2 separate regions of the Homo sapiens genome follow, and region 1 is linked to region 2. Evidence: read pairs that join two places in POLR2A ChIA-PET (ENCODE). Cell type or tissue: PC-9. All regions are shown on one strand.

Evidence for each region. Peaks named below come from ENCODE experiments on the same cell type or tissue, not always from the same donor. Only the 100,000 strongest peaks of a DNase experiment are listed, where the experiment ranks them.
Region 1: POLR2A ChIA-PET joins it to region 2 with 6 read pairs; 2 of 35 experiments call an interaction of 5 or more read pairs at or near these places.

What each region holds. Positions count from the first base shown.
Region 1 is chr2:234,598,769-234,606,768 of GRCh38, forward strand. The region is part of intron 2 of LOC105373936 (a long non-coding RNA gene); the gene reads right to left. Among named protein-coding and RNA genes, the nearest start is that of LINC01173, 80 kb to the right of the region's middle. RefSeq lists an enhancer at 4,753-5,704. In PC-9, no CTCF peak of the experiment used is centred here; no DNase peak of the experiment used is centred here.
Region 2 is chr2:235,005,314-235,013,313 of GRCh38, forward strand. All of the region lies in intron 2 of SH3BP4 (SH3 domain binding protein 4), which reads left to right. Among named protein-coding and RNA genes, the nearest start is that of SH3BP4, 57 kb to the left of the region's middle. RefSeq lists enhancers at 1-57, 58-645, 646-1,235, 2,593-3,229, 6,189-6,765 and 2 more. In PC-9, no CTCF peak of the experiment used is centred here; a DNase peak (open chromatin) is centred at 3,448; H3K4me3 peaks cover 856 bases; H3K27ac peaks cover 5,931 bases.

The DNA of each region.
Region 1 (8,000 bases), 410 kb before region 2:
TAATGTAAATATAATAACAAAAGAAAAAAACCAGAAGTTACTTAGGTAACAAAGGGAGGGTGGCAAAAGTCATATGGCTTTCTATAAAATATAATGTTATGAATTGTATTTCACAGAGTCCTAATGGCTTGGGAAAAATCTTTCTATTTAATGTTTATTTGTCCCCTTCAAAAATACTTTAATATTTTAAAATATTAAATATGATATTGCATGGTCATGTTTGACCTTTAAGATATTAAGGATTTTAAAAGGAGTTTTTTTTTTTTATCATGAGTAAATTTTTTTGTTTGTTTGTTTTTGTTTTTGTTTTTTTTTGAGACAGAGTCTCACTCTGTAGCCCAGGCTGGAGTGTAGCGGCGCAATCTCGGCTCACTGCAAGCTCCGCCTCCCGGGTTCACGCCATTCTCCTGCCTCAGCCTCCCAAGTAGCTGGGACTACAGGCACCCGCCACCATGCCAGGATAATTTTTTTGTATTTTTAATAGAGACAGGGTTTCACCGTGTTAGCCAGGATGGTCTCAATCTCCTGACCTCACGATCCGCCCGCCTCGGCCTCCCAAAGTGCTGGGATTACAGGCATGAGCCACTGCGCCTGGCCTATCATGAGTAAATTTTAATTTGTCATCTAATATAGAAAAAAAACCTACTGATTTAAAAAATACTGAAGATTTTTTTGAGGATTTCTTTTTCTTGGTATTTGAAGCAAATAACTGAACCCTCCCCATCTCAGCAATTAGACTCTACCTTTGGATGGAAGCACACATTCAGTAGAGTTTTAAATAATTACAAATGATTCACTGTGTCAAGCAGCTTGTGTTTTTTCATTCTGACATATGTGTAAATCCTTTTCTTGAGGAAAAACAATTTGATCTTTATTATTCCAACACAGCGTGGGTGTCTGTCATGAATGAAAATGTCAATGCATTTTCATAACAGAATATACCTTTTGGTATTGGCAAAGAAATTAATTCTTCATTGCACCCGCTGCATAAAGAAGCGACTTTCATCCTGTGTAATGTGTGAGCCTCCATGTTGCATTATTAATGTGCACTATTTACAGGCGTACAATGCAGACAGCAATTTCCCATAAAATTGCTGAGTGTTTCGTCTTGTTCATTTGAAATGATTTGAAAATGGTCATTCAACCAGATTGTTATGGTAATGCTACAAATTTAAGTAGTATTTTAGAAACAATAATGTAAAATTTGGTAACACAGTGAATCATGAAAGCAGGTGTTTAAAAATTACCACCAAATCCTCTAAGTCAGAGACAGAGAGTTGTATTCCACCAGCCACAGGTGGCTCCTGGGAGTTGCTGGTTGGGCTAGAGATGCTGCTATTTCCTTCTTATTTTGTCTCCTGCAGATCCTCTCCTCCTGCCACTGGGCAGCCCCATGTCCTCTGTGCCTCCCTCACCCCCCACCTCATCCCTACGCCCACCACACACACAGGCTGATTACATTAGAAGCAATGCCTACTTCCTCTGGGCCAATTAGATTGTCTGCACAAGGAATTTGAAATTGAGACTTGAAGGCAAGTTGGCATGCAGTGTAGGGCACTGGAGCTATAAACTCATTGTGATCCTCAAACACAGAATGACCATGTGGCTCAGCAATTCCACTCCGAAGTATATGCTCAAAAGCACAGAAACACATACTCAAGGACATGCATGTTTATGGCAGCATTGTTCACAACAGCCAAAAATGTGGAAACAATCCAAGTGTCCATCAACAGATGAATGGGTCCACAAAATGTGCTCTATCCATACAATGGAATATTACTTAGCCATAAAAAGGAATGAAGTTCTGACACATGCTACAATGTGGATGGACCTCAAAACATCACACTAAGTTAAAGAAGCCAGTCACCAAAAAGCACCTATTAAATGACTCCATTCATATGAAATTCCAGAAGAGGTAAGTCCACAGAGACTGAAAACAGATTCGTGATTGCTGGCAGCTGAGGGGAGGCGGCAGATTCATGGGCATGGGATTTTCTTTTGTGGTGATGAAAATGTTTTGGAATTAGCAAGAGGTAGTGGTTGTACAGCATTGTGAATTGTGCATGTTTAAGTGGTTTATTTTATGTTATGTGAATTTCTCTTCAATAATAAGAAATATATATAGATTTGGGGTTCAGAGTTGGTACCCTGCAAAGACAGATGCCAGATGAACCATGACGGAGCATAAATGAGGAGGCCAGCAGAAGAAGCTGGCAACAGAGAGGATGTTGAGGTGGGCATGCAGAGAAGCAGAGGCAGGTTGAGGAGGTGGAGATGGGTGGAGCCAGAAGTTATTGGTGACATTCCAGTTCCTACAGTCAGAGTTCCCCGCATCCCTGCAGTAAATATCCTCTTATCTCAAGTGGAATGGGCTTCTGCTTCTCGCATCCCAACAGCCTCAGGAGGTCCTAACGACATGTGCCTAAGGTAGTCGGGGCACAGCTTGGTTTTATACACTTTAGGGAGACACGAGACATCAATATGTGTGAGATGAACACTGGTTCAATACAGAAAGGCAGGACAACTTGAAATGGGGACTTCCAGGCCATAAGTAGATAAGAGACAAAAGGTTGCATTAATTTGGGTCTTTGATCAGCCTTTCACTGAGTACACAATTTACATGTGAGAAGGGAGTGGAGGAATAGTCACTTCGGCCCCAGTCTGCCTCAGTGAATCTGCATTTTTACATAAACAATAAGGCGGAAGAAACAATCAGATACACATTTGTCTTTAGTGAGCAGAGGGATGACTTTCAGTTCTGTCCTTTGTCCCACATCTGTGAAGATAAGCGATCATCAATTTACATTGCCGGGGTGAAATTCAACAGAATTGTTTTAGGGTAAAGATCTTGAGGCCGACAGGGAATTTTCTTGTGGACAAATAGTGATGGAGGTATGTAGCTTTTTACTCTTCGTAGCTATCTTATTTAGTAATAAAATAGGAGGCAGGCTTGCCTGATGCACTTCCCAGCCTTAGTTTTCCTATTGGCTTAGTGATTTGGGGGTCCTGAGATTTATTTTCCTTTCACAGGCCTTAAGCTGTGTTTGTCAGCCCTCACCTCCTGCGAGAGAATGCTGATGGTCACTTCACAATCATTTGTAATTCAAGGTTTATCAAGGGCCCAACACGAACCCATCACTTGCTGCGTGTGATAAACTCTGGGTTGAAAAAGACCTCTTCCCTCCCTCTCAGGTAATTCACAGCACCTGTGAGATCTGGTGCCTCTAAGATCATTCCTATTACGTAGGCAGTGAAACTGGAGCTGGAGAAATGGAGACACTTGTCCCAAAGTCTTGGGGACAGAAGGAGTGAGAGAGCTAGGACTAAGCCAGAGAAAGCACTCTCAACAGCCCCATTTTCTAGTTCAGTTTCATTTGGAGCTTCCATACAGATGAAGAGTGATGTTGTCAGGACAAAATATGGCACATCATGGTGCACTTGTATGAAGAGAGCTACACGATAAAATGGAGTCTTTCATGGAAGACATGCCAGAGCAGATGGGACATGCATGGAAAGTCTGGAGTCCTGGCTCCTCGTCTTTAACCACCTTGGAAGGCAAACTCCCTGGAGTAGAGGCTGTGGGTACTTACATCTCCTTTCTGCTTCCCTTCCAAGACCCCAACCAGGTCACCCCTTTGCTTTGCTTATTACAGGTTCCATGCCAAGTGTCCCAGCAGCTCATGGCCTGGAGGAAAGTCACAGCGGCCAGTCTGAGGCTGCCCATTTCTCATGGGCCTGGAGAAGACCTGTTCTTCCAAGGTCAGAATGAAAGTGATCATGGATGGAAGAGAGGCTCTCCCATGGCCTTGAGCTTTCAGCTGGTCTGGGATTGTCATCTAAACCCTTCTTCACTAGCAGGTAAATTAACCCATCAGGGAAATTTGGCAGCTATTACATTTGAAATGATATTTTTTAAAAAGTGTTTAGTGGTGATTTTAACCTTGGCTGATATTCAAGTAATTTGTCACATACTGCCATGTTCTTACCCATTTGTCAAAGCAATGTTGCAGAGCCATTAGCAAAACTCTCCAAAATTGTGCAGGGTATCAGATGGAGCAAATCAGTCCTGATTAAAAGTGTGATCTTGACTTTTTTTTTTTTTTTTTTTTTTTTGAGATGGAATCTCGCTCTGTCACCCAGGCTGGAGTGCACTGGCATGATCTTGGCTCACTGCAAGCTCCGCCTCCTGGGTTCATGCCATTCTCCTGCCTCAGTCTCCCGAGTAGCTGGGACTACAGGCACCCGCCACCATGCCTGGCTAATTTTTTTGTCTCTTTAGTAGAGACATGATTTCACCATGTTAGCCAGGATGGTCTCGATCTCCTGATCTCGTGATCCACCCGCCTCGGCCTCCCAAAGTGCTGGGATTACAGGCGTGAGCCACTGCGCCCGGCTGACCTATTTTTATAAATGTTAATCAGACCACGACACTCACCTTCTAGAATCCCCCTTCCATCTAGAATAAAACCAGCCTCTTCCCCAGGCATGCAGGCCCCAGGTGACTCAGCCTGGGTCTGCATCCAACTTCATCTCCCTCAACTCCTTCACTGGGCTCTTGTCCTGCCAACCTGTAGCTAGTGGGAGCACTTGGTTCCTCCACGTGACAGCTTTCTTCACTCTTCCCAAACTCAGTTCCCATATCCCCAACATTCGACGTCTGCAACGATCCATTCTCGGTCCCCAGCATGCCCATTGCTAAGAACCAGGTTATTCTCCATCTAACGCATGCTTGTTTAATGCCTACCTCCTGGGACACCTGCAGGCCAGGGGCCATTTCCATTTTGTTCTCTCTCTGTACCTCAGGTCTAATGTACAGCAGGTGCTCGGCAGACATTTGTGGAACAAATTCACTGAAATAATAATGAGTAGGAAATTTACAGAGGACCCTCAAAATAGTGGCCTGTTCCAGAATTTCCAGAATCTAAGGTCACGGACTCAGATCATCAGAGCTAGAAGCAGCCTCAGAGTTGTCAGGTCCAGCCAAAGCTGCCCCAGCTCTGAGGCTTGGGACCTGGCCCAGCTGTCTGCAGAGTCAGCTATGGAAGCAGGGCTGGCCCAGGGCTGGCCCAGGCCTGGAGCGCCTCCTGTTGCTCTTGCCTAGAAATGACGCATCCACAGGGAAACCATTCAGATCAGAGAAGGAGTTCCCAGCAGGTGAGCCTGCCGGGAGCCAACCTCAGCTCCCTGTGGCCACAGTGGTGGTGGGAGGAGGTTGAGGGAGGCTGCCTCCTCCATGCTGGCCACCAGGTCTGCGGCCACCTCCCTACCTCCCATCTAAACAGCATGCACTGTTTGGAGCTGGAAGTGCACAGAAGCCAGTACTGAAAAGACTGCCAGTTTTTGGCTCATGCCTGTAATCCTAGCACCTTGGGAGCCCAAAGCAGGTAGATCACTTGAGCCCAGGAGTTGAAGACCACCCTGGGCAACATAGTGAGACCTCATCTCTACAAAAAAAATACAAAAGTTAGCTGTGCGTGTTGGTGCACACCTGTAGTTCCAGCTACTCGGAAGGCTGAGGTGGGAGGATTGCTTCAGCTCAGAAGGTTCAGGCTGCAGCTCAGAATTCAGCTGTGTTCATGCCACTGAATTCCAGGCTGGGTGGAAAAAAATGATAGTCAGTTCTCAAAAATTCTCTCTTCCTGTTAATTCCAAACAGCACTTTCTCTCTCTGGCTCCCCTCTCTCAGTCGATGTCACTCCTCTGCCTCGGCTGCCTAATTATCTTGATACTCTCAGGGGCCTGGCCCTGGGCACTCTCCTCTTCTTACCTGGTACAGTCTCCCTGGACAATTTCCTCCACTCTTTGACTTAATTAACATCCATTTGCCTACAGTAATTAAATATCGCTGTGGTCCAGAACTCTCAGCTGAGCTGCAAACCTGCAGGGCTGAGCACAGCAGGCCTCCCGGACGTTGCTGCACCAAGATGGTGCTCCCAGCCACCTCCTCCTCCGCTCGTTTTTCTCCTGGCCAATGAGAACTCCAGGGCAACACTTGTCTCCTCCTCCTCCTCTGCCAACCCCCATCCTCATGCCTCAGTCATCAGTCCAGGTTCGCCTCCTGAGTATGCTGGAATTCTACCCCACTCCTCCACCCCCTCTGCTATAACCTTAGCGAAAGGCTTCCTGGCAGTTTTCCTCCCCACACAGTGCCATGAGAGCAAGATTTTACGAAGTCACATTTAATCCCATTTGAAATGGTCCCATATTTTAATGTCGTCTGCAGAAGCAAGTGCCATCTCTGTGGTCTGGTGCATCCTCATCCCCTTGTGCTGCTCTTTTCTTTTTTGCAGTGTTTCCTCTAGGCCGGGGCTGCCTCAGCCCCTCACAGACGTGGAGAGATGGCAGAAGGCGGCCTGTGCTCCCCAAATACACCACGTTCGGCCAGTACCCCAGGGCCTTCGTTCGGGCTGCCCCCCAAATCCACAGCTTCATCCTCTCCCTGTCTGCCTGATAAACACCTCCTCTTTTCTCGAGAGGGTTCAAGGACCACAAGAGTTCTGTCTATGAGAGTTCACTGAGTGCCAGCTGCACAGGGCACTGCGGATGCCTGTCTCAGGACTGGCCTCATGGAGCTGCCACCTCTTTGTAAAAAGGACAGAGACGCAGGATATGCAATTCATTGTGTCCTGAGTGCTGCCCAAGGGAAGCATCAGAGGAGACACCCAGGGTAACCAACCATCCCAACTGGCCCAGATTGTCCCCATTTTAGCAGTAAATTCTCATCTCCTGGGAAATCCCTCGGTCCCAGCAAACCAAGATGGTTTGTCACCTTACACCTTGCAGGGTCAGAGAAGGGAGACCCAGGAGAAAAGTCGGTGTTTGTTAGAGGGCAGGAGGATGGAGAGAGGTTGCAGGCAGACAGAAGTACCTGGGAGAAGCACCTGAGAGAGGTGGGCGGGAAAAGGCAGAAGGAGTCCTGGTCGGGCTGCAGTGAGTCAGGCCTCTCTGAAATGACCTTTCCACCCTCATCCGCTACCCTCAGCTCCCAGAAATAATCATTCTCTCCTCTGAGGCCCTACCGAACACCACGCCTACACCAAACATAGCACATACATTTCATGACATTTTCTTAACTTATTACTTTATTTACTGCCTTTGCCAACTTTCCTGCGAGTGACTGCGGACAGGAGACCATTATCCAATCCCCTGTGTCTCAGAGTTAGCAGTAAGAGCACAGTAAACATTGGGGGGTGTGGGGGGGACGACGCTTCAATCGTGCTTCAGCCTCCCAGAGCACCTTTCACGCATCCGTAAAATCAATGTCGCATCAAAGCAGAACTATTTTTACATGATAAGCAGGGGAGCATATCCTAGCAATGTGTTTCCAAGGCTCCCCGAGACACAGGAGAGCAGAATGGCAGGAGATACCCACAGCCAAGAGTGCATAGAGACAATTAACACACAGCAAGAACATTATCACGAGCCTGGGTTTAAAGGAAGATTCCAGATCAGACTGAGATGCCTTGGGCTTTGCTCTCCCTTTTGCTGTCATCAGACTCAAATTTCCACGAGGACAGAGACCCTGTTGGTCTTGCTGACTGTGTCCCCCAGACCTACAAGAGCACCTGGCGCTTGGAAGACATGCTCAGTCTTTACTCTCTGAAGCCGCTTCAATAAAGCCCTGCTGTGGCAAGTGTGGTCTCTACGGCATTGGTGCCCCTTGAGACTTCAGCCACATCTACTGAATCAGAATCTGCATTTTAACCAGGTTTCTGTGCTATCTCTTAACTTTTCAGAAGGACCTTTTGAAAGGGCTTGGTCATCCCAAGCCAGTGACCTCAGCTGCCTATAAAAACCAATTAAAGGCCAGATGCGGTGGCTCTTGCCTGTAATCCCAGCACTTTGAGAGGCTGAGGAGGGCGGATCACCTGAGGTCAGGAGTTCGAGACCAGCCTGGCCAACATGATGGAACCCCGTCTCTACTAAAACTACAAAAATTATCCAGGTGTAGTGGTGGGCACCTGTAATTCCAGCTACTCAGGAGACTGAGGCAGGAGAAT
Region 2 (8,000 bases):
TCTGGCTTGCGGTGGAGAGGGAGGTGTCAGGGGAGCCCCTCGCCTGGGGCTCACTCCGGCTCCCCTGACTGGGGGTCCCTGTCTCCCCCAGGTTCCAGTGGAGGCTTCCCCCTTCCCCACTTCCCTGGCGTCACTTCCCCCAGGGGTCCCTTCACTGTTGTAAATTGTCCCTTTCCTGTTGGGGCCTTGAGTGATGTCTCAGCCCTACTGAGTGAAGATCTCCAAGGCAGGCCCAGAACCTGCATTTTAACAAATCTTCCCCTGACACCTTGAGCCCCTCAGAGCTGCTGAACCCCCGCCTCCGCCACCCTGCTTAGTTGTTGATCTTGGCTTCCTCGTGTCCAGGCTACAGGCTGACCTCTCTTGTGCTTCTGCCTTTCAGAGCTTCAAAGGAAGCACATGTTTGCTGAACCCTCCCAGGGATCCAGGCTTTGCAGGTTTCACACACATCTTACAAAATGCAGTGGGGGCAGAACGAGAGGAGAGCCAGAGCATGCTGGCTTTGGGAGGGGTGGCCCATTGTAAACAAGCCAGCCCTGGCCGTCCCAGGGTCCCAGGCAGGCTGGCTTGGTTGGGTCTACACACAGCCAAGCACTCTTAGCTCCTGCAATTGGAATCCCGCTCTTGCGTGCCCGCCTGTGTTCCTGGCTGTGGGAGGCGCCAGAGGGAGGTTTTGATCCCTGGGGGAGTAGGAAGCCGGCCCAGCCCCTGCAGCTGTCTGGCCCCAGCCACTAATCCTGGGCAGGAGCCGCCTGTCCTGGCATGGTGCTGGGCTGGCTGGAGTGGAGTGACCTGAGAATGGGGCCTGCTTTGTACCCAGAGCACACGCCGGCCACGGCTTTTACGACCTAGCGAGCAGGACGGGAAAAGGCCAGCAGGTGGGAGATGGGAGTCAGCCTTGGTCTCCTTTGTCTTTGCGGGCTTTGTTCCGCGAGGATTTTTTCTTTCCTGCCCTTTTCCTTTGGGCTGAGCGTGAGTGTGTTCAGAAAATCTCAGAGCGGCCACTTGCTGCCCCAGGGGGTATCATACGCATCATGGGTTTGGTCAAGAGTGGATCCATCAAAAATCTGTGGGGTAGCATTTTTTAGGAAACGAAGCATAGTGCCTTTTATTCCTAATGGATTTTTAGCTGTGATATAAAAGCACTCCCGGAAAGAAGCCAGCGGATGAAGGTCCCGATGGTGCTGGGCTGGCTGCAGGCGGGACCACAGGACTCTCAGAAGCAGAGGGCCTGTGCTCCCAAGGGCCTGTGCTCTCAGGGGCCTGTGCTCTCAGGAGTCTGTGGACTCAGGGGCCCCCCTCGCTCTGCTTTGCCAGGGGCCACCCAGCCTAGATTTCTGCTGGGCCAGCACCCCTTGGGCTCTCCGATGAGACTGGCAAGGCCAAGCATGTGAGGCCTGTTCCCAAATGGAAGCGTCCGTCTGTACTACTGCACGGCTGCCAAGACCCTCCAGCTCTGACCCTCCATCTGGGTTTTGCCTGGGGATTCAAAGAGGGGCTGGGTTAGGGGAGATAAAGGGAGGGGGACTAGGGCAGGACCTCCGTGACAGCAGCAACATGGCTGATGCACCTGGTGTTTAGTGAAGAAGATTGGGGGTGCCACGCCGCATCTGTGTGTCCTTAGACAAGTTCATTCCCCAAATCCATTCCATTTCCTCTACTCATCGGATCTGCTTCAGAGACTTAAACGAGCTGACGGAACATTTAGCACAGGGCCTGGCCACGGGTAAAGGATGTCATCTTCCCCCGGTCAGAATGGAAATGAATTCCATTTCCTAGGGTCGGGTGAGCCCACACCTGTGAAATCAAGTAGAGGGGAGGGAGGGGAGGGAGTGGAGGCAGTTGAGTGGGAGAGTCCAGGTGAGACAGGTGAGTCCCTGCAGGAAGGCAGGAGCAGGAGGCACAGAGGGGAGCTGGTCAGAGATGTCAGAGATGGAGAGATGGCAGGTGGGGTCCAGAGCAGCTCCTCCCTGCTTCCTCCAGGTTGCAGTGGAGACCAAATGGCCTGAAAAGCCCCAGATACTGACTCTCTGATCCTTTACCACAGAGCTTCTCACCTGGGGCGACCTTGCCTCTCCCAGCCCCCCAGGGACACTTGGCAATGTCTGGAGATTTGTGATTGTCACCACGCAGGGAGGAGGGAGGAGGTTCCAACCGGCATGGAGTGGGTAGAGCCTGAGGACGCTGCTGCAGATCGTGCAGTGCCCAGGACAGCCCACACAAAGATGGATCCGGCCCCAAATGTCAGCAGTGATAAGGTGGAGAAATGGTTTTCCAGAGAGTTTGCTGTTTCACCTAGAGAATTGATTGACTGGTTTTGGAGGAAGGAGGAATTTAGGATGAGGGATTTCTGGGCGCTGCCAGTTGCTAAGTGGGGAAGAAGAGACCAGGCGTGCAGTGCTTGAGAGGCTGCGGCCATCCTGAGCCCGGGCTGCGGCCATCCTGAGCCCGTGGGGGCAGTTATGGGTAGTGCTGAGGAGGCAGGGTAGAGACACGGTTTGGCCATCAGCAGAGATGCCCCTAGCCATGCCCAGGGTGGACTCAGGCACCCGAGGAGAATGCGCCAGCGAGGAGACCAGCAGAGCAGGGATGGGCACCGGAGAGGTTGGACGTCAAGGGCAGTCAGGGGAGGAGACCCTCTGAAGGAGGCCAAGAAGGACCAGCCGTTGGGGGTGGAGGATGCCGCGTGAGCTGCACCCCTGTGGGAAAGGGAGAGTCGCAGCTGGGTGGCTTGGAGGTTTCAGAGCTGTCAGGAAAGCTGCCCTGGGACTTGGCCCTCTGTGTGGCCTTCCTCTCCAGACTGGGTGGGAACAGTGTCGTGAGCCATTAGGTGGGATCTGGTGCCCGGAGAGGTGTGGCACAGCTTGAGGGGCCACCGCAGGATGTGTATAAGCTGAAAGGAAGGAGGCCTGTTTGCCACCCTGACCTCCCAGCTCAGCCAGCCTGAAGCCCTGGGTTGGGACAGCCCCTTGGTGGGAGGGAGGCCCTTTGATGCAGCTGGGGCTCTGTGGTCGCCTGGCATGAGCTCTGGGCTGCAGCCTCCCTGCAGGGCCCAGGAGGGCCAGAGAGAAAACGCCAGGAAGAACCAGCCGAGGCCTACTCAGGAACCATGGCGAAATAAAGCAGGAGGCGGAGAACGCTTGAGGTGCTACCTCTTGTACCGCTTCTCCTTGTAGGTGGTTATTTTCTCCTCATTCTCTTTTTGGTACCCTTTGTGTAGAATAATGCTCCTTAGGTACTTTCTAGTTGGAGACAAGAAAGAAGCTTCTCCAAGCTCCCCTTGGTTCTGGCAGTGTCCTCTGGCTCTGGATCACTCTTGGTGCCCTTTCCAAGCACCTCTCCCTACTCGCTGTAAAAACTCCAAGGCAAACAAGCTGTGAATTATCAAAAGGCCACCGGCCTCTGGTGAACTCATTCTCCCGCTAGGAAACCTGTTGGGTAGGTTTTGTTCTATTTTATCTCCACCTGGTATGGGCTTGTAGCAGAGGCCCTACTGAAAAACGGGGTGATTCACACACTTTGCTCATTTATGCTTTGCTTTAAAAAAGAAAGCAATGGGAGCAGCTGGCTGCTGCCTGCCTGTTTTTGTCTGACTGTCCTGTAAGCTCTACCACACCAGCACAACACCGGGGTTCCAGCTGGCTTACAGGGGCTGGGCTGACATTTGCCCAAGGGACAGGTGGACGGACAGCTTGTGTTCTCTGGGATTGTCTAGAAATCAGCTGATTTGCATAAGAATGTTTCCCCATAGCTGAGAGCTTAATGTTCATCACTGACCCATTGGTGAGTTTGTTGAAATAGAGATGGTTCCGGGTAGAATATACTTGCCTCCTAGCACCTGAAGGACTATTACTTGGGATAACCAGGCTTCCCAGAGTGCTCTCTGGGCCCTCCTGCTGCCCAGCTCCCCTCTGAGCTCTGCAGGTGCCATCCGGCCTGCAGTGTGTGTCTGTCTGCCGTGGGCCTCCACTCTGCAAAGGCAGTTGTCCCCTCCACTTCCAAGGAACAAAACTCAGAGGCTCGCTCCAGTATGGTGGGATGGTTGAAAGGACCAAAGTGTCACTGAATGAGCCAGAGATAAGAGGATCTTAAAGGAGAGTTTGGGAGAGGGGCCGTGGTGTGGTGTGCCTGGGACCCTGGAGGACGGAGCTCCTAGGTCATTGTGTCTAAGAGTGCTTTGGGGATTCAGCTCCTTCCGTTGGCCTCCATTATTTCTTGGCTTCTCTGTTGTGTCTCTTCTCTCTCTCCTTGGCCTCTTTCTGCATCTGTGTCTGCTCTTTGCTAGCCGGCCTGCCTTTGGTGGTAACTGTTCTCTGGGGTCTTGCCCTTGACTCTTGCCTCCTTCCCATATCCTTGATCTGGATCTCTCTATGGATCTCTCCCCAAATGTCTATTCCAGATCTAATCAAGATTTACCTCTCACTGCCAGAGCCATGTGTTTGCTCCTCACGTGGGTACCCTATGTTGGCATGTCCAGGAGAAAACCCTCTACCTTCCTTTTTCTCCATGCTGCCCACATTCAGCCTATTTTGGAGATCCCAGCTAAGAGCGTCTTTGTGGTTTCCGCTCGCCACCTCCATGTCACCCCCAGGACCTTCCTCTTGCTCCTGGGAAAGTGTGTTAGTCTCTCCTCTCCTCAAACCTTCCCTGCCGTGGTATAGATGCTCAGTCACCTCCTTCTGGTGAGTGCTGGAGCTTCCTGGAGGGTCTTTTTTCAGGGTTACCTCCTGCTTGTCTACCCTTCGTCCCATCCCCGGGATCCCCCAAACTACTGAGGGTGTATCATCCCCTCCTTGGCAGCCTGACTTGCAGATTAGAGACCCCTCCCCATGGTGCACACGGCCCCTATGGCTCCCACCCCAGGTTTTCTCCATAAACCTTGAGCCAGTATACCTTCATGCACCAGAAATGATGGGTGTTTCTGTGAGCCCCCTTTGCTCTGTCCCTGGGCCCACCCCACTTCATCTCCAGTTGCCTGTCTGAGTCCTGTGGCACTGACCTCCCGTGCTGGGCCCAGCCTGCTTCATGGGGAGGCCCGCAGGGCAAGATGCACACAGTAGGCCCCAGAACTACTCGGTCCAGCTGTTTGGTGGCTGGAAAACCTTGGACAAGAGGCTTGGCTTCTCTGCATCTCGGTTTCCTCATTTGTGAAATAGAGGTCATAATCCTTATCTGTCTCATAGGGCACTTGTGATACACAAATGAATTAACACATTGAAAGCTTTTAGAATGGTGCCTGACACACACCCAGCAGCCAATGAATGTTGCAGGGCATACTGGTTCCCTAGGGCTGCTGTAACACAGTGCCAAGGACTGCGTGCCTTAAAGCAGAAACACATTCTCACAGTCTGGAGGCTGGAGCCTGAAAGCAAGATGTTGGCAGTACTGTGTCTCTCCAAAGACTCTAGGAGAACCCTTCCCCGCTCTCCAAGGACAACCCTTCCTCCCTCTCCTAGGAGAACCCTTCCTCCCTCTCCTAGGAGAAACCTTCCTCCCTCTTCTAGAACCCTTCCTCCCTCTCCTAGGAGAACCCTTCCTCCCTCTCCTAGGAGAAACCTTCCTCCCTCTTCTAGAACCCTTCCTCCCTCTCCTAGGAGAGCCCTTCCTCCCTCTTCTAGGAGAACCCTTTCTCTCTCTCCTAGAACCCTTCTTCCCTCTTCTAGGAGAACCCTTCCTGTCTCTCCTAGAACCCTTCCTCCCTCTCCTGAAACCCTTCCTCCCTCTTCTAGGAGAAACCTTCCTCCCTCTCCTAGGAGAACCCTTCCTCCCTCTTCTAGAACCCTTCCTTACTCTCCTAGGAGAACCCTTCCTCCCTCTCCTAGGAGAACCCTTCCTCCCTCTCCTAGGAGAACCCTTCCTCCCTCTCCTAGGAGAACCCTTCCTCCCTCTCCTAGAACCCTTCCTCTCTCTCCTAGGAGAACCCTTCCTCTCTCTCCTAGCTTCTGGTGGTTTTTGGCAGTCTTCGTTAGCTTAAAGCCACGTTCCTTCAAAAAATATCTGCCTTCATTGTTATGTGGCCCTCTTCTGTCTGTGTCTCTGTACTGGATTTAAATTTCCCTCTTATAAGGACACCAGTGATTGGAGTTAGAGCCCATCCTAATTCCGTATGACCTCATCTTAACTTCGTCACATCTGCAAAGACTGTATTTCCAAATATGGTAAAATGTACAGGTACCAGGAGTTAGGACTTGAACACATCTTTTGGGGTGACTCAGTTCCACCCATAACAGTGGCTCTCGCTGTCTTCCCTGGATCGTAGTCTCTATGATAGCTCTCATCTGTGTCTTTGTCATTTCCGTAAACCTGCTGAGAACAGCGACAGTCTTGCTTTTCTTTGTATTCCTGGCAAAGGCTCAGTACCTGTGTATTTAGTGAATGTCCTTCCTCTCGACTTACATTAAGGAAGACTCCAGTTCTGATAACTCTCTGTTTGTCAGAACATATGCCTGTACCAGCTGGAAATGAGAAGGATATGAGCATAAGAAGTCTTGCTTTTGGGAAGCAGCCCCATTCATATACAAGGAGATGGATGGGAGCCACCCTGAAGCCCTCCTTGCAGTTGATTAGTGTCCGTTGAGCGGTTGCTGCTGCATTCCAGGCTCTGGGTGGGGGATGGGATTCTGAGAGACAGGCATAGCCCTTGCTGACCCGGAGCACACAGCTTGGCTGGAGAGACACACAATTCAATAAGCTGTTACAATAAAGTGATTAGGTCCTATTATAGGGAAAGCATGGGGCTGGTGCCCGCACACTCAGTGTGGATGCAGGGAGCAGCTTATTGGTTTAAACACTCTGGCATCTTCCCTCCAGCTGCTCATGAATGTTACGGGGCGCTGACAGTGGCTCAGGGTACTGGCAGGGACAGCCAGCCCAGAGGAGACACAAGAACGGCAACTGGGATGGGAAGCGCCCTGACCTCGGCAGACCATCCCTGGGGTCCCTGCTGCACACAGCACAGTTCAGTGATTGACAGCCACAGCCAGTGACCCAGCGTCTTCACCCCACAGACAGGTCATTGCTGACCAGGCTCCACTTACACAGGTTGAGAAGGGTGGTGGCTACAAATGTGTCCTGTAACGTTCTATAAATGGGAGCCGAGGGGACGCCTGAGTTGTCTGCCAAGTTTTCTTCCTGGTTGTCATGTTTGGATCATTGTACATCCCACCTAAAGAAAGCACACCCTGTGTCTGAGTGGGGACAATAACCAGCCGCACCGCAAGGGAGGGCTCTTCCTTTTACTGCCGGGTGACCTGTGTGCCTGCAGGCCTGGCCTGACCCCAAGCCTCGCTCATAGTTCCCTCCTTTCACCTGCCTGGCCGGCTGGGCTGCAGTGCCTGCAGGGTGCAACAGCTCTTGCTATCACCCACCTTACTCCTCGGAGTGCATTACGCACATCTAACCCTAAAATGCGTTTCCATCTCGGAGTGCATTACGCACTTCTAACCCCAACATGCATTTCCAACTCATGCCGTGCCATTGTCCCAACTTAGTCCCCACTGTGGTCCAAGGAGCAGGAGGAAGGAGACAGGGATGAGTTTTTAATATTTTACCAAGGATCAGGTGAGAAAGCCAAGGACCACACCAGATGAGTGCACAGGCCTCCAGGAGCAGGGCTGGCCTTTCTGCGCCTAGGCTGTGGGGCTGGAGGCCGGACGCCGAATGTGCACGCTCCCTAAATGCAGATGGTGACACAGCTTTTCTCCCAGGCTGTGGAAATTTCAGCCCACTCACAATAAAAAGAAATGTTTCCAAAACAGCCTTTCTGTTCCCTGGTCTTTTCCCAGAATGAATCTTGCATCAGCAGAGGTGAGATTCAGTTGTGAGAGAAGACACATTAAAACCCTAAGTGCTGACTCGCAAGGCACATCTGGCCAGCGTGGGAAGGGAGGAGGTCTTCAGGCCTCCGCTGTCCGAGTGGCTTTCTCCCTGGCCTGTGTGGTTCGCTGCCAGCCCTTCCTCCCTTCTGTGCAGAAGGTCCAGCCCGTGTTCCCCACAATCAC